Linked DNA regions of Homo sapiens: region 2 is linked to region 1. A link is an interaction called in ENCODE POLR2A ChIA-PET data of the cell type or tissue named here. Cell type or tissue: PC-3. All regions are shown on one strand. Each heading gives the region's core, and the rest is flanking DNA. Links, peaks and the distances in the headings are about the cores only. Region 1 overlaps PTPRK (protein tyrosine phosphatase receptor type K). Region 2 has its middle 38 kb from the start of THEMIS.

Region 1 (9,369 bases), core at 862-8,861:
TGTTGGATAGCTTGTTTTCGTTATCTTGCCTCTTGGGGAATGACAGGGAGCAGTGAGCTACTGAACTTCTGGGATTTCAGCAAGTGACAAACTCAGATTCTTGATAGCGTTATTTAAAAAGTATAGCAAGCTCCTCTGGCTTGTGTGTGACTCATCTACATGTATATAATAGCTTGATTGACTTATATAATTAGTACTTTTATGTTTATATACTGATAATATTTGTGGAAATCTAGTCAGGTATTTTATGCTTTTGCAGAGTTTGATGTGGATTAGCTGCATTGCCTTTTCTACAAAAGCAAACACCCTGAAGAGTTGTCTCCTTTAGGGAGGGAGCTTCACTCTTTTCAGTCAACAGCCATGTATAGTCCTAAGATGCTTTAGTAGTGTTTCCCCCACCGTAGCATATGGATTCACTGGGGAAAAACACAAATAAACCAGGCAGCAGAAAAGAAAAGCTAGAGAATCAGTTCTTTGCTAATCTTATGCTATCACTTCCTTCTTTTTTTTTCTCTCAATGAGTCCATGTTGCTTTTCTCTCTTTACCTTCCCTTTAATTTCTTTTAGCTGTTGAACATGTCAAAAACTGCAGCTGCTCATGAACTCCTATTTCAGCTAAATACGTAAAGATAGATTAATTCTGATAGGGATTCATGGAAGTTGAAAGAAACTTGAGTTTGTGTATAAGTATATGGCCACTGGCTTGCACCTCTCTGCCTTCTATTAGGATTCCAAGAGAGAGGGATGTAGAGTGGGTTTGGAATTGGTGGGATGGTAAGTGCAGAGATAGGGGGTTTTAATTCCTAGGCACAGGGGGCTCCAGGAAGATAGGAAGTTCTCTAATCACCGAGGTACAGTTCTGCTTCCAGGGAAGGATTTATGGAAAGTAACAAAATATGTATACAGTCCCTGATTCTAGACTACTGAGTGCCAGGCATAGGGGTGTTCTTGGAGGTTTCTAAGACAGAGAATAGGGTGATAAAAGTGAAACAATGGGAAAACTAACTTATCAACTTAAACTCCCTGGTTGGCTCCTGAACTCTCTTCCTTCAGCCTTTGCCCCTTTCACATTCATTTGGAGGAATATTTGAGGGGAGAAAAAGGAGTGCGGGAAGGATAATTATATTCTTCCTAAAATATGCGTAAGATACAGATCATTTTTGGATAAGTGAAACCTAAAAATTGTTTTCTTTACCATTAGACCCTAAAGCTCAATCAGCACCTCCTGCCTTCGCTTTATTTGGAGAAGTCCACATCTGGCTGGCCCTGTTCTCAGATACTGGCCTTGCCTGCTTGGTCTTGGCCTGCCCTTTGATTCCTGACCTGCTCTGCAGGGTTCAGCAGAGTGGATCATGTTACAGGGGTCAGCAGGATATCAAACTGCCTTTCTGTACTGATGTAGAGAAATAGTTACTGCTTTGTGCTATAATATGACCCAATGTTTGCAAATACAGATTTCTTTCTCTTCTATAATCTTCTTAAAGGGTCAAAATAAGAAATCACTATCACCTAGATTTTTTTTTCCTAAAAAGTTTGATTCGATTAACTGGGAAGTTATTTTTTTAAAAATAATTACTCAAAGAATATGCTACAAAAAGTATAAAAATAGACTTTAAAAATATTCGAAGTCCCAAACATCTAACATAACTACAATTAATTTATTAGCATTTTCCAGATTTTTCTAAATATATGTTTCACATACTGTGTGTGCTCTAACATATTCTGTTTGAAAATTTAAATGTTTTAATTGAATATGTTTTCCCACTTTATTTTGATATTGTTTTTGTGAACATAATTTTCAAAGCCTGGAACATATGCTTAAGAAATTATTATAGTTGACCAAGTTATTCTCCTAATGATTCCATACTTTTTCTCTTAAATTTTATATATATCTTTAAAAACACATTTTATATTATTTCCATAAACTTAATTTCCCAAAGGTGCCTTTTGAACACAGAAAGTATGGCCAATGGGCTGTATTGTTAAGTTGCTTTCTGAAAGCATCATGCAAGTTACCTTTGAAGCTTCTGTGTTATTAGATAATAGTATTTTCTTTGATAAACTTTCCTGATAGGATAGTCACAAGGAGGAGAAGGATAGTGATAATTTTCTTGCTACTGAGATCATATAGGAACAGTATTTTAAAATGTATTCACTGACATTGAGAAGCTACTAGGAGCTCATTATTGTGTTAAGTGCCAGCCTCCCAGGGATGAGTATGCAGAACTCTGTCCCTAACTTTACAGGTCCTGAGGAGAGTCTGGCGTAGGATACCTGGTTACCAAGAAGCTTGATGAGTGCTGTCCTGGAGTTTTGAGTTGAGAGCTGGAGGAGGAGATATTAAGTTTGATAAGGAAATAGAGTAGTTTAACTCAAGCTGTGTTTTCAGATTTAGGAGATGGGGAAGAGGTTAATTTTGTTTCTGTTGATATTATTCATACATGCATGAATTTAAAAAATTGATGCTAATAAAGGAAAACATCAAAAACCCTTAACACAATTCATATACACACATGCATGTCCAATGGGTCTGTTCTAGTAAGTCAGTGATTAACAAAGACTTTACTGCCTGATGATAGGCTTTTCCAGGCTGATGGCAACTATTATTTATAAATATGCTGTCATTGAGATGGGAAATGGCTTGGGATGGAATGTGAGGAGTTGTTAATAATAAGGGCGTTAGCTGTGATCCACGAATACTTTCTTCCACTCAGTACATTAAAATTTTGGAGGTAAACATGTAGCAAAAATTGTATGGCTACTTTTGTCAAAATTAAAATAGATAATATTTTAATCTTCACTTTGGGGATACATTATTTGCATTCCCCATTAAGCCTAACTTTCTGAAATAATGCTTCAAAAGACACTTGGTAAGAGTGTTTTCTTCCAGTGGCTTCACGTTAAAAAAGGGAAAAAAGAACGGCTCTTTGGTTAACGTCTGGAGTATATGTCTACTTGGCTTCCAACTTCATTGATCCCTGTTGAAGTAGCTGCTGCCATAACAGATTTACCTGATAAGCAATTCTGCAGTTAGCTGAGGAAAGCCATTCATTGGGGAATGAGTCCAGTTATTTTGTGTTTTTAATTAAAGGTATCTAATGCTGGAGTGCCTGTTGTTTTTCCATTTTCTTAAACATCACAAATCAATATTTTTTTAAACTTCTCTTAATCTAGGGGCTGACTTATGTTAATTTTTTGTTGTTGTTAATTAGAATCAAGCTGTAACACATTCACAGAACAGGCATACATGCTAAACAATTTTTCCAGACATCTTTTTTTTTTTTTTTAATTTAACCTCAGTAGAAATTTGGGGGACTTGTTCTCCCAGGGATTTGTATGATTTCCAGCTCTGTTACAGTCAACTTCTAATGGCTCACAGTCTGAGCCTCTACATAAGTGCTTAGGCTGTATCTCAGAGTGATTAATGACTGAGTAGGAAAGCTAAACACACAGCACTTTGTGAACTAAAGACCAGATCAAACCAGTCTGGATTCTACCCCCATCCCTGGCCTCTTTGCTCAGGACCCCATCCTGGACTGTTATTACTGATTAAAAATCATCTCTCTTTTGATGTCTGAATGTGTTGGAGTGTAACAAGAGCACTGACCTGAAATGAGGAGGTTGGTATTTGAACCGAACTTGAACATTGTCTCTAATACATTTTATCTTATTGGATGTGTCTCATTATCATAGCCTGTTAAGAATTTTTTATAGTAAGTTTTTCAGACAGTGCATTCGATGTTTTTTATAGTCTTGTGTGTTTGAGAAGTATTAGTTAGTTATGTTATCTTTCAAGTGTTTGATAATAATATTAAATAATAAGTAGACTAAATCTAAAGACCAAGCCCAGTGGCCTTGTGCAGGATGGCATCTTTCTGGTTGATAACAATGCATTAGTCAATTTTTTTCCAGTATAGAGGTTAGACTAGTCATAAAGTGACATTACTTTGTTATTATCCAGCTCTCATTTCTGCACCTTGCCCATAAGTGGAGGGTGAGAGATTCTTTCAAATGCTTTATTGAAATGTAGACATATTAAGACCTGGCCAGGTGCAGTGGCTCACGCCTGTAATCCCAGCACTTTGGGAGGCCAAGGTGGGCAGATCACAAAGTCGGGATTTCAAGACCAGTCTGGCAAACAGAGTGAAACACTGTCTCTACTAAAAATACAAAAAATTACCTGGGCGTGGTGGTGTGCACCTGTAATCCCAGCTACTTGGGAGGCTGAGGCAGGAGAATCGCATGAACCCAGGAAGCGGAGGTTGCAAGAAGCTAAGATCACGCCATTGCACTCCAGCCCAGGCTACAGTGCGAGACTCCGTCTCAAATAAATAAATAAATAAATAAATAAATAAATAAATAAATAAATAAATAAAAAACACAAAAACACCTGCATTGTTTCCTTTACCTATTTTTATGGTACTACTAGCTTTTTTGGGAAAAGAGCCAGAAAGTATTCATTTAAAATGTCAATAGAATTTCACCAATAATTTGGAAACACTGATTTGTAGGTTTTTTCTTTTAAAACAAACTCAATTTATTCCATTTAAAAAATATTTGGACTGTATTTGTTCTCATGTTCTCATATCATGCCCATTTTTGTCAGTATTAGCAAATAGCAAATTAGATTATTCAGCCCCTCATTCAACAAACAGTTTTAAGTACCTCAGATGGGCCAGGTACTTCTGCAAATTTTCTCCATACCTTAGGATATTCTTTGTTTGGACTAGAAGACTAGAATTAATTCAAGACAGCTATTCAAACCTAAGCCATTTGCTGAGGTCGATTCATAAATCATGTTAAAATGTTAGTCTAACCTCACATAAATTAATATGCGTCCTTTCCCCAACCTTCACTTCTTTGGCCAGGAGATGAAAGCTCAACATGGACTTCCCACCCCAGGTATTGATCTCCTTTCAGAATCTGCCTCTGTATTACTGTTTCGAGAGTCAGGGTCAGCAGGAATATTGTTTTGGGAGAACAGGTCACATATTGCATTAGAGTAACATATGATTATTTTCTGACCTCTCTTCTCTTTAACTTAATTCTCAGTGTTTTGACAGAGCTCTTGCATGCCTGTTCCCTAATAAAGGACAAAAGACAATCATTTTCTTATGACAGTTTCGTATTTTATCTCAATCTAACAGCAGCATGAATTGATAACTACTTGTACAAGTAATGTTATTTTATTTGGTTCAATGTACTATGACTGACTTTTATTTAAAAGACCCGTTCTGCAAATTACCTTGGTTTATACTTAATAGGTAGTTTTTATAAGCTTAGCTCCAAGTTAAACGTTCAATGTTTGTTTTATTGAATTACTTTCTATATGAACTTGAGTAGACAGCTGTTTTCATGTTAGTGAGACTTTTTTTTTTTTCTTTCAGACTGACACTGTTGTGCCAAGCTATAAGGAGTAGATTCTTCAGGCAGAGGTCACTCATTGTCTTTCAGTTAGAGATTTAGAAAAACTTTTCTAAGCTAGTGCTCCTGTGGTATTGCATGCTACAAAGTGGGGAGGCCCTTTGGGACATGGTCAAGTCTTTTTAAAGATCAAATCCTCAATTTTTGGAAGAGTATATATATCTCATATACACAGTTTCTTAAAATTTAGGGTTTGTTGAGACACATGGAAAAAAATTTAAATGCCACTGTTGAGTAATTTTATGCTGTATACTTTTTCAGGGAATAGTCTTGAACTCATCGGTGCCCACAACTTAGAGAAATAATATTTGGGGAACATTATTTGAAAGATACGCAACTCCTTCTATGTTTCTTCATTTTCTAAAAATCTATCCCCAAATCAAGCCAGATCTACAGAGACTGGCACAAGGAAGAATCAGTTTACCTCCCAATGGAATTGTTTTACTGAATCACATTACACTGGGAGCTGCTTGCTGCATTTATTGCCAGAAAGCTTAAAGCCAGTTTATGGCTCTCTAATAAGAAATATATAAATGTTTATGGTAAACATGTTTGAGCTTTATTTCTGGCTCTAATTGATGGCTTTATTCCCATTTTTCTTTCTTCTTTCTGTCCAGTTTTACACTTCTGGAATTTTCTTGTGGTTAATATATCCTTTCAGCTTCCTTTAGTCTTTTCTAGAATGGAGGCAGAATCTAAATAAACAAATACAAAACATCTGCAGTAGAAAAGGATAATGAGAAAAGAATGATTTTTTCTTTGAACTTCTGTTCTGTGGTCAAAGACAATATTTCTGCTTTCTTAAATAAAATAGCCTGGTAAATGCTATTAGTAGACAAATAAAGAAATTTGTATTTAAATTACTTACAGATACCATAAAACTTTATATGTGTTGCCTCAAGTAGAATCTTATGCTCTTGTTGTTGAATAATTTAGTATATTGGCATTTATAGTTAAGACATCCTATTTTAACATGATTTTAATAGTGAATCACTTAATATTTAATTAAATAGTTAATGTTACCTTATGTGCATACTTAAAATTTTTTTTAAAGTTTACATATATCATCATACTGATAGGAAAAGTCTATAAAGTAGGCAAGGTTTATATATTACCCCCATTTAAAAGGCATGGTTGGGTTATGACTTGCCAAAAAACAAAAGGCAAAAAATATATCATGTGGCAAAGAAAAATAAGACATTAAATTTTGAAAGAACCTTATGAGTCAGACATAATTCATCAAGTACAGTTTGCCTTTTAGTTTTATGAAATATTAATACTGAAAGGGACCTTAGAAAGTATTTTGTCCAGCCTTCTGATTTTATGAGTGAAAACAACCAACTAATTTTAGAACATTCAAACAAGTATTAGAACCTCTACTCAATGGAACCATATTTATCCCCTGTATAACTTCAAATAGAGTTGAGTAGTCTAATGTATATTCCCAAATACGAACATTAAGAACTTTAACACCTGGTTCAGTGTTTTGACCCTTTTAACCTCTCATTACTGTAACCATTATTAAAACTAAACTGTACTGTCTTCAGTTAGCAATTGATTAGCTCTTTTTTCTTTAGAGCCAAATAGACCCCAAATGAAAATCTTGCCACAGGCCCTTGAACTCTTTCTTTTACTCTTCCCATGTAACATTATGGAGTTTGCCGGTTGGTTATAAATAGATAAATAAACAAAAACAGAGCCAAACAAATAAATGTAAATAGATTAACATATCAGGGCTCTGAACACTCAGCTTCACATAGAAAAAGGTAAACAAACATAGATAAGTAATATTTGCAGCATTGTTTATAACATAAGAGCTTGAGTCAGAATCCTTTGAGTTCAAATCCTCATTCTCTCTCATTTCCTGTAAGCTTGGTCAAGTGAGTCAGTAACTGTAGCTTTGTGTCTTTATCTGTAAAATAGGGATGATACCTATATCATAAGTGTTATGTTATGATTAAAATGAAAGTGTGTGTTGTACAGTGCTAGTGAAGTATAAGGAAATATGCATGGTAAGTGTTCATTCTAACATTTGGTATATTGCAATCGCACAGATTTATTTTTTTCTTCTCTTTGGAAACAGGAGCATAACTTGCTTATCCTATAATTGAATTATATTATTATAAGGTGTTTTCAAACAGGATTCTATTGAATGATTTTAGTTATCAGACCTCACCAGCACCAAAAAGGCCATTTTAATTTATATTGTTTTTTTGGTTAGCTGAGGCCAGAAATTTGTCTTCTGAATTTTTTCTTGATAATCTAAAATGGTTCAAACAGACATTAATTTTAGCCAGACTTTCACCATTTCAGTTTGTACTCTCCTGTAATCTGGTCTACAAATTAAATATTGAGACAACATACTTGTCACTTTTTGGAGGCATTTCTAAACCATTTGTTTGGATACAGAGTAAAAATACTTTTAAGTTTATTTATATAGTGATCAATGGAACAACCTGAGTTTTTAAATCTGGGTGTGAATGCTGATGATTGCTTCTGTAGATCATTTGCTCAAGGAGCTGTGATATAATTTTAAATTTAATTCATGAAATTGTAGATCCCGGAAAGTAGTTTATTATGAGACGCATAGTAAATTTTAAAATGCCCTCAATAGTATTTTCACAGTATGTTTTTAATAATTACTAAGTTGTCTTCATAGGCCCATAATAGACTTAGCAAAACACTGGTTTATATTTGTAGTTTTCTGAATTTTAGAGAATGTGAGGGTTTTTAAGTGCTGGAAGATGGAATTTAGTTTGTCAGGGAAAAATTCTAGGCAGAGCAAGTAAACCCTGTATTCTGTGTTGTAGGAATGCAGTTCTTTCAGGAAATTTAAGGCAGTAACAACAAAGCAACAATAATTTAGTGTTATAATTTTAAAACCTATTGTTTCTTTGAAGTGGTGGGTCATTATTTAGACTTGCTATTCTATTGGCAAATATTCATTTTAATCATATTGTAAAGGTATAATTTAAATATTTTGAAGAGGAAAAATCTGTACCTTGCATAACAGAGTCTTGATCCTTTAGGGCTGTTAGTCTAGTAGATTCTGTTGTTTTCACTCTTACCATATTAATAAATTCAATGAAATATGTTCATTAATAATAAAAAGGCACATCGCTTATCTCTGTATGTATGTATTTGGTGAAAAGGGGGAGTATAACTTTATAAGAGTTTTCATTTTGCTTGCTGAACAACTAACTGTTTGATTTTGATAGTGAGGAGAAAGCATGTAAAATTCATACTATTCAGGTGCTTTTGAGACATTACAGTGATAAATTGCGACTTATGCACTGACTAATTTTCCATGTATCCTTTACTGGAATGTTTCTTATTAGGAAGTCCATGAGTGTACTCAATGGAGATAACCCTAGACATTTCATTCCTGAATCTCAAATGAAAGGACTCTTGGCCCAGGACACTTACACGTTTTCGTCTGGAGTTCAATCTTGAGGTGATTGTAGCAGAAGATGTTGCATCTTAGACTGTATGTCTGATGGAGTTTTGGAGATTCGGGTTCATAATGTGGGGACAGTGGATCTCAGTAGGTTGTTTAGTTTTGAGCTTCAAAGGCTTGTAAACTCAATTTTACATAGGAAGGAGGATAGATGCTTTTCATAGAATGGGTATAGGACTTTGCAAAGATTAAGTGTCACTGCTTTCTGTAAACAGTTGATAGTTATACAAAATAAAGTCCATCTTTTTTTTTCTTTTTTTATTATACTTTAAGTTCTAGGGTACATGTGCACAAAGTGCAGGTTTGTTACATATGTATACATGTGCCATATTGGTGTGCTGCACCCATTAACTCATCATTTACATTAGGTATTTCTCCTAATGCTATCCCTCCCCACTCCCCCGACCCCGCGACAGGACAGGCCCCAGTGTGTGCTGTTCCCCACCCTGTGTCCAAGTGTTCTCATTGTTCAATTCCTACCTATGAGT
Region 2 (9,369 bases), core at 578-8,577, 340 kb after region 1:
TTTTGTTTTCCCTTGGCTACCAACAGCCGATAGGCTGTCAATGCGTGCTTTGGGGCAGACATCCAAATGCCAGCTTGTATCACATTTAGATCCTTGGAGGACTTGTGGGGACTTCTGCACAGCACGGATTTCTGATATTGATGATGTCTTCTCTGGCTGACTTCTGGTCATGCCTAACTCAGATCCAGCCCCTGGGAGTTTTTCCCATGGTCTCTACCTGCTGACCTTCCATTGACCCAGCAGTCCACCTTAATAAACAGAGGCCTTCAAAATGGATTAATCCTGGCTCTGTCATGGCAAATTGTTGAAAGTGGTAGCCAAGTATGGCTCCCTGTCTTCAAGTTCTGCCATCAGGGGCCGCTTCAGCTATCAGTTTAACTCTAGCATTATGCAGTGGGAGGCAGATATCTCATTCTACGGTCATGCATGCTCCCAAACTTCAGAGGACACCAGTGAAGCTACTGAGAATTCTCTCACAGCACTTCATCTTGGTGCAGTGAGCTAGAGCTTGTCTGTGAGTTTCTGAAGCTCAGCAAGTATAGGAGAAAGATGGGTCTTCTCTGGATTGTTCTCTTGGGCAGCATAATCCTTGGAAGGGGGTTGGGGGAAGGAATAGGGAAGATGAGAAAAGGCAAAAGCCACAGTCCTCTTTACCAATCTACTAATCACTACCTGAAAAGACAACATAGCTCTTTACTTTCCAAATTCCTAGTCTTCCCTTTATATACTTTGGATGCAGGTATTTTTCTGATGATGGTGATATGGTTTGGCTGTGTCCCCACCTAAATCTCATCTTGAATTCCCACTTGTTAAGGGAGGGGCCAGGTGGGAGGTAATTGAATCATGGGGTCAAGTGTTTTCCATGCTGTTCTTGTGATAGTGATGAGTCTCACGAGATCTGATAGTTTTAAAAAGGGGAGTTTCCCTCCACAAGCTCTCTCTCTTTGCCTGTTTCCATCCATGTAAGATGTGACTTTTGCTCCTCCTTGGCTTCCACCGTGATCATGAGGCCTCCCCAGCCACATGGAACTGTAAGTCCACTAACCCTCTTTCTTTTGTAAATTTCCCAGTCTAGGGTATGTCTTTATCAGCAGTGTGGAAACGGACTAATAAAGATGGTAAGACTGATATACCTTCCAAAAAGTTTTACAGAGATGTGTATATTGGCCCTGCTTTAGAATGAGTGGGTTCCTACCATTTATAGTTTATAACTTTGATAATTGTATTGGTAATTTAGCCAAAATTATGTAAAATCAAGAAAGGTCCAGTTTATCTGTGGAGGACATTGGCTAATTTAACCTTTTTCTTTAATCTTCTCATTTTTTAAAAAAGGAACAGCAGTAGTACCTATGGTTGTTGTGAAGCTTAAACGAAGTAATCCATGCAAAACCCATAGCTGTTTAGCACAGTTTTTACAACATAGTAAGAATTCAATCAGTGTTAGCTACCATTATATAATATGGTACATTTATTTAACCAAACATAACTTTTGATAAATATACATATATATTAATTCATCTAGTTAACATAGATTTACAAAACACTTAACTGTTGTAACAACTTTGGGAGGAGTAATGAATTTAAAGAGATAGTTCCTTGAAGCTTATATTTTAGAGGAGAGAGTCAACTAGTAAACCATAATGTAAGAATATAATATATCAGACAAAGACACATGCTATGGAGAAAAATAAAGCAGGGAGGGTAGGTCAAAAGTTTGGAGATGTGCTGCTATTTTAAGTGATGGAAGAACTCACTGATGAGGTGACATTTGAGCAGAGATGGGAGGTAGAGAATATTATTCAGCGTGTCAGCAGAAAATGTGTTCATTAAATTCAGTAGTACAGCCTTCAAAAGTTAAGTACTATTTGTAACTCAAACAGGTAACTAAGCCTTATACTGAATGAAGAAAAATTATCTTAAGTTGGGTAAATTAATTCAGTTTTTCAGATGGTTTATACTATATACATAAGTTAACACATAACATAACAATACATAACATAATTTTCTTGCTTCTTAGCATGCTTTGTGATATTTTGTTGAAAGTCAAATATGAAGTAATAGAAACTGAGGGAAATAGGACTTTAATGTGAGGCTCTCTGTTAATCTGGCTAGGAGTCGAGCTGTGTTTAATGTTTGCTATAGTTGTAGGTGCCACACCTTTAGATTCCTCCCGTGTCCTTGTTTTTATATTTCTATTGTTTCTGAGCCTCCCTAAGAACGCTTCCTTAGATAGGAGCCGCACATTGCAGCTCTTTGTTCTGTAATCTCTTGTGATCATACTGAAGTTCTGTTGGTGTGGCAGTAAGGTGTGAGCGAGGGGAGGTGGACTATAATCTTATGATTAAATCTCAGTTTTTCAGACTGTGTCCCTGGGCTTTGACCTTCACAAATGTTTCCTGGCTTTCTTCTTTTCCACTGATGTGGAACAAGAAGACTAGAAGGAGCTAAAGTCAGATAAATTCCCTTCCTCTTAACTGGGATAAGGCTCTGGGAAAGTCTTTCCCCTTGGTGGGGAGTATGTCTTTGTTAAAAAGAATACCCTAAGTGTATTTCTAATGGTTACATTTCTTCCTCCCCATATCAGAACCAGGATGGGATATTTTTTGGCTCTTCACTGTAGAAACCCGATAAGGTTTCTGGAGGTAAAACCCATTAAACTACAGGGGCAAGATCTTAGTTGTAAAGTAATTATTAATTAAAGTATAGTTTACATACAGATATTTAGAAATCATAAATGTATAGGTCAATAAATTTTCATGAAGAGAGAAAAAAAAAAAAAAAAAAACATGTAACGAGCAACCTGATGAAAAAGTAGAATGTTGGTAAAAATCCCAGAACTTCATTCATGAGCACTTCTAGTCATTACCCTCTCCAAGGTAACTATTATCCTAATTTCTAACAGCATAGCTTACTTTTGCCTGTTTTGAGCTTTATATAAATAAAATCAAATAAGAGAAATTCCTTTTTTGTTGGCTACTTTCAATCAACATAATTTTGGTGAAGGTAAGCTGTGCTATTGCATCTTGAAGTAGTTCATTCCTCCTCATTACTGCATAGGATTTCATTGGATAAATATAATGTAATTTGTCCATTCTATTGTGATGAACATTTGGACCATTTCTTGTTTTTTGTCTATTAAGAATAGTATTGCTCAAAAAATTAGCAGGGCGTGGTGGCAGGCCCTTGTAGTCCCAGCTACTCGGGAAGCTGAGGCAGGAGAATGGCATGAACCCAGGAGGCGGAGCTTGCAGTGAGCCGAGAGCACGCCACTGCACTCCAGCCTGGGCGACAGAGCGAGACTCCATCTCAAAAAAAAAAAAAATAATAATAATATTGCTATGCACTAGAGTACATGTCTTTTCATAAGCATATGTAGTCGTTTCTGCTAAAGGTTACGCTGAGTATATACCTAGGTGTGGAATATACATGTTTGCCATTAGTAAATAATGAGGGCCAAACAGATTTGCAAAGTGGCTGTAATACTTCAAACACCCCTGAGCAGCATATGAATTTTAATCACCCTGCGCACTCAACAATACTTGGTATTGTGTCTTTTTCAGTTTAGCCATTGTGGTGTGGAAAAAGCAGTCAATACAATTAAAAACTTATCTGTTTTTAAGAAGAAAATAAACAGCTGTAAATGTGCTTTAACCAGGAGGCTATGGGGTTAAAAACAAAAAACAAAAAACAAAAAAACCAAAACCCAAAAAACATGAGAGTTAGTTGCCTTAGGATCACAACACTCACAGAAATAGTGAGTCAGCAAAATGAAATCTGTTAATTATAAGTGTTAGTTCTGGGCAGTCCTGAACTCCAAATTTTGTCTCTCTAGCACTTTCATCTTTTCAAAAGTGTTTTAGGTTCTCTGCCTCCTCCCAGTTGGCCTCTCGTTGTGCTCTAAAATTTGGCAAATGCCCTGAAGGAAATATCTGTTTTCCTTCTTTTCAGTATCTCAGATCCTCAAGTTCTATGTGTCTTAGTAATTCTCCAGAGCCTTCAAAAAGTATGTTACTTATTTATTTAATCCAGACGATTCTAGTTTTTCTGAGTGGAAGAACTGGTTTGCCCTAAGCTAAGCTATCACACAGCTTGTGTATGTGACAGAAGTGAACACGGAAGTCTTATTTGATGAGCTTTTATTTATTTTTTCCTAGGACAACTTACAATGGCTTTTCTGAAAGAAAGAGGTTACTATGATCTTGTTTGCTTTGTTTTTTAGAGAAAAAATTCTAGCCATAATAATCTCCAAAGATTATATTTCCTCTAAAGTAGAATCAATATAGAATTAAGGTATTCTGAGATGTGTAGATTTCCCACTCTAAATAAAGTATGATGAATTCATACTTACAGCTTTCGGTATAACCCATTCTCAGAAGAGTTAAGGACCGCACTTATAATCCACAGTATACATCAAACACTCTGAGTCCATCTACGATTTAGTAGAAAGGCAGATGGATAAATACGTTGACATTGTTTTGCCATCCACAAACATATCACTAAATGTATTTCTGAAAGTGTTGAAAAGAGAAGAGCATACTGTAATTTTATGAATTGTAACTACTGTATTTGTGTTGAGAGCTGATGGGGGAAAAGAAGAAAATAAACAGCTGTAAATGTGCTTTAACCAGGAGGCTGTGGGGTTAAAAAAAAAAAAAAAAAAAAGCAAAACCCCAAAAAACATGAGAGTTAGTTGCCTTAGGATCACAACACTCACAGAAATAGTGAGTCAGCAAAATGAAAACAAGATGACTCATCAGGAGGAAGGAAATAATGAACAGATATAGGATTTTTTTGTTTTTCTAGTTTTACATTTTTCCAAATACTTTGGAATTTAAACAAATAAAATCTACTCAAAGGGTAAAGATATCTTCTATATTTCTTTAAAAAGTCAAATATCACACATTGCTATTCTAAGTTCCTGTCTCTAACCATAATTAGCAGTTGCTGAAAATTTAAAACATGCTATGCTAAAACATAAAATAATCTATAGGATTCACAATTTAAGAAAAAAAAAGGATCTGGTACTGCAAAAGAACTTGTAGGGGTTTTGTCCTTTTTTCCTTGATCAAAATGTTACATATAGGAGACATTCATTATCAGTGGTCCATAGGAGAATTATATATTGTTCTCCTCTCTTGACCTTGGCAATACTCCTTTTTTTGCCCTTCATAAAAAAGTAACTCTGCTCCTTATGGAATAAATATTTAATGCTACTATTTATTTTTCTGTGCCTGCATCATTGGGTGAGGAGTATCTATTACACATGGGGATGTGATTAAAGCTTAATGGTCTAGCAGGTGCCTACCCTCGTCAAGAACTCTCTTTATGTGCCCAGGAATCTTTTTATGTAGCCATCCTGTGCACCCCCAGATCTCAGAGCTGGTACTAACACCCAAGTGCATATTCTGAAGTTGGGAAATGACCTGCACCCACCACACTGTCAGTTTCTGAGGCGCTCTGGCACTTTCTAGGTCACTAGGCCTGAGAATTGGTGTCAGAAACAGAGGGAAGGCTTTTCTCCTACAGCCCAGGAGAGATGGGTCTTTAAAGAGAGAAATCCCCTCCCACTTCCTCAGTGTGGAATCAGGGAAGTTCAAGGCCAAAACTGTTTTAGGCTCAAAAGGCTAAAGCATTTGTAAAATTATAATACTAAAGCACTGTCATTGCATAATATGTTGTGTACAGTGAAAAATAGGTGATAGTAACAGTGAGTATTTGAGTACCTTAGCTTGTGCAACAGACATGACATAGGAATCATTATTAACCCCATTTTACAGATGAGAAAATAGGGACACAGAGATGCTAAGTAAATTGTGTAAGATCATAGAAAGCAGAAGAATTGCTCATAGTAAATAATTAGCAGTGCTGATGGTCAAGTTCAGAGAGTCTGGTTGGATTAATCAATTTCCACTATTCTGATGGCTGCTAGTGCAGATATTTCCAGCATCACGAGAAGGGATAAGCCCACCCCTCCAGAGACAGTCTGTCAAAGAACTCCATGCAAAAACTGGCCAGGGCTGTGAGGGGTACAGCTCTTTAGGTGCATTTACTCTCCCGGAATGCGAGTCTGCTCTTGGTCAGCTCTTGTTCCAGTTTTTCCAATTCACAAATCAAAATCTATTTTCTTTTCTTTTCCTCCAAGCCAAACCACTGCTTCTGTTTCTTGTGGTAATTTTATTTTAGAGACTCGATTGCTCTTCCCTGTGACAAAACCTTAAGCAGGGCTTCCTTTGCCTTTTCCAAAAGGTTTTCTTATTTTATAATTTTCTCACTGAATGGAATTCAAAAGATGATGCAGTGAGCAACTAGTTGTAACATGATACTGATGATGATGACGATGGTGGTGGTGGTGATGTTGATGATGATTTCTGCTACAACAGAGTTTTGAACCAATTCATAGTATTTAACATTCCAGATATAATAGTATCAGTCTCTTCTCTCTGTTTTGAGCTGTAACTCAATAAAATAGTAGTAAACATAATTACATGGGGCTTGGATAGATGAATTTGAAGTTTATTCTGGTTGTAGAGGAAAGAAAAGTGTTAACTTCTAAGTCGCCAAAGAGCTACGCAAAGCTCTTGTTGCTTCATATTTGCTGCACACACCATGTGCTAAATGTTTTCTTGCCACACAAATCTTCCCTGCTCAAGTACTCCTAAGAACACTTGATGGCTGTTTTCATGCCATGGGCATTTTTTGGGTGCCCATATATGTTACATATAGTGTTGGGAGACACAAACATGAATAAAGCAGAGTCTACAAGGAGCACTTTTGACCTGTCTGGGTATTAGTCTGTGAGTCTATGGGTGGGAGATGTCTAATAAAGAACAAGATCCCTCCCTTAACTAAATTTCATCTAACAAATGAAGACATACATACCAAAAAGTGAGATCCCTGATTTTCAATAGTTAGCCAAAAAGCATCTAGGTTTAACAGCTAAAAGTATTTTGAGATGTAGAGTTTCCAAATAAATATATCTAGTTAAATTTGAATTTCGTATAAACAATGAACAATTTTTATTTTACTTTGTTTTATTTTGTTTTTGAGACAGAGTCTTGCTCTGTTGCTCAGGCTGGAGTGCAATGGCACGGTCTCAGCTCACTGCAACCTCCGCCTCCTGGGTTCAAGCCATTCTCCTGCCTCAGCTTCCCAAGAAACTGGGACTACAGGCATGTGCCACCATGTCCAGCTGCTTTGTATTTTTAATAGAAATGGGGTCTCACCAAGTTGGCCAGGCTGGTCTCGAACTCCTGACCTCAAGTGATCCACCTGCCTTGGCCTCCCAAAGTGCTGGGATTACAGACGTGAGCCACTGCACCCAGACAACAATTTTTTATTTTTACTTACCAAATTTGCCCACCCTAATAAGGTGAATATGTGTGCTATTTTCTGTTTATGTTAAATTGCATTGTTTTTGAAGAAGCAATGACATAGTTGAAAGAGAATGAGGTTTGGAATGAACCAGATATGAGTTAAATCTGACTTTATCAGTTATTTGCTAGGTGGCAATGGAAAAGTAATTTGACTCTCTGAAGCTCAATTTTTTTTATAGAAATGGTAATGATTACACTTGAGGGTGGTTTAAATGGCTTATTAATAATATATAAAAATGACTAGCATTGTTACCCGAACTGTATGACTTCTACTGGCCAGTGGTAATAATCATTAATAATGACTAGCATTTATTTAACACTGCATCTTATGGAGTGTAAATGTATTATCCATTTCATTCTCACTACGACTTCTTAAGTTAGATAAATATTTTATTTATTGAAGATGGGATAGGATTTGAACCCACTCATAATGTCTCCCCTCTACATACTATTTAGAAACATAGCCTACATATTATAGACCAGATAATTATAGTCATAGTCTAGATATTATAATATAAAATATATAAAGTAAAATATATATAAGTAATAAGCAGACATGAGCTAGGGCCTTGCTTTTCAGACTAATACATTGGAATAGAACTCTCTAGAAAAATTTGATAGACATAATGGCTCTTGGCACTGCCTTTGGGTCAAATTAGCATATTCTTGTTAGCTGTTTTCATCCAAATATTTATTCTCCACTCAACAGGGTTTACCTGTGAAAGTTTAATCTTTAATTTTTTCCTTTCCCTAAATGCTTAAAGTGATTGTAGTCTTCGGCTTCCATTTTATTTTTAGGACATCTACATCATAGGTAGAATGATCCCATTATTTTTCCTCATAGCCATCATAACCAGAACAAGTTTCCCTGAATTCTGATATCTTCATCAATACTTCCATCTCAGACTCTCAATTGTCCCCATCCCAGAGAAATTGCTTTTTAAAAATCACACAAATTATTTAAACCTTCTCACTGCTTCCTAGTGAGGAGTGGAGGGAAATTTGGGACATGAACAGGGGCATAATGAGAGTGTAGAAAGCACCAGGACTTTAAATGTTAAAATCAACAAAATATGCAAAATGCCTTGAGGCAATGTAATATCACTGTCTCACAGAAGGCACAAAATTACTAAGAGAAATTTAAATGATGTGCTGGAGAATGTCAACTACATTTGGAATGGAGCTTTGGATTTTTATAGGAATTGAATACACATTTCAGTCATTAAAATGAAACACTCTGAAATTGTTTCAGATTGAACTTTACATAGGCCGAGGAAGAAATTACAATTAAATATATAATGCCAAGTTTATAATTTATGAAATGAGCCATGGGGCTTTCTGAGAAAGGAAGTAAAATACTAAGTTTGTCTCCAGAACCCCTTCCATTCCTAGGGTATCAAAGTTTTGGACCACAGTTGCCCCTTTAAAATCTTATGGGGATGATGTGGAGATGATCTTCACAGGCTTCTAGAAGGCGAAGTATAACCGAAAGCAAACAGATACTAACTCTTTGCCGGGATCTGGTTTTGGGTGTTCTTTCTTATTTGCCCGGAAACAAAAATCATGATCCCTCTGCTTCACCACACCCTCACTGCTGGGGTTACCTCGAGCTTCACTTGGTTACCACATTCTGCTTTTCTACTTCTGATCTTATTGTGTTTCTCTTTTGCTGATTATACTTCCCTTCAGATAGAGGTATCTTGTTTCTAACTTAAGCTCATTTCTTTGCTTCTTTAAGTGATGATTTGAATGTGGCATTCTTGACCTTGGTTGAACCACCCAAACAGCAAGAGGGGCCTAGACCCTTTCTGGGGAGTCTCATGAGACATCCACTCATGAACTGGGCCTCTGTAGCTCCTGTTTAGAGAATTCTGTAGCTCCTGTTTAGAGATGCATAATATCTCAAAGATAAGCAAACAAACAGCAGGGTTCATCACCTCTTTTTGCTCTCCAGATAGTAAGGGCTTCAAGATTGACAAACAAGAATAACTCAGCG

Evidence for each region. ChIA-PET counts read pairs that join two places held together with the same protein. Peaks named below come from ENCODE experiments on the same cell type or tissue, not always from the same donor. Only the 100,000 strongest peaks of a DNase experiment are listed, where the experiment ranks them.
Region 2: POLR2A ChIA-PET joins it to region 1 with 15 read pairs; 2 of 35 experiments call an interaction of 5 or more read pairs at or near these places.

Annotation. Positions count from the first base shown.
Region 1 is chr6:128,273,131-128,282,499 of GRCh38, reverse strand. The region is part of intron 3 of PTPRK (protein tyrosine phosphatase receptor type K); the gene reads left to right. Among named protein-coding and RNA genes, the nearest start is that of PTPRK, 240 kb to the left of the region's middle. In PC-3, for the core only: no CTCF peak of the experiment used is centred there; no DNase peak of the experiment used is centred there; H3K4me3 peaks cover 409 bases; H3K27ac peaks cover 1,206 bases.
Region 2 is chr6:127,934,259-127,943,627 of GRCh38, reverse strand. No RefSeq gene overlaps it. Among named protein-coding and RNA genes, the nearest start is that of THEMIS, 38 kb to the right of the region's middle. RefSeq lists a silencer at 4,617-4,817. In PC-3, for the core only: no CTCF peak of the experiment used is centred there; a DNase peak (open chromatin) is centred at 4,047; H3K4me3 peaks cover 1,197 bases; H3K27ac peaks cover 1,924 bases.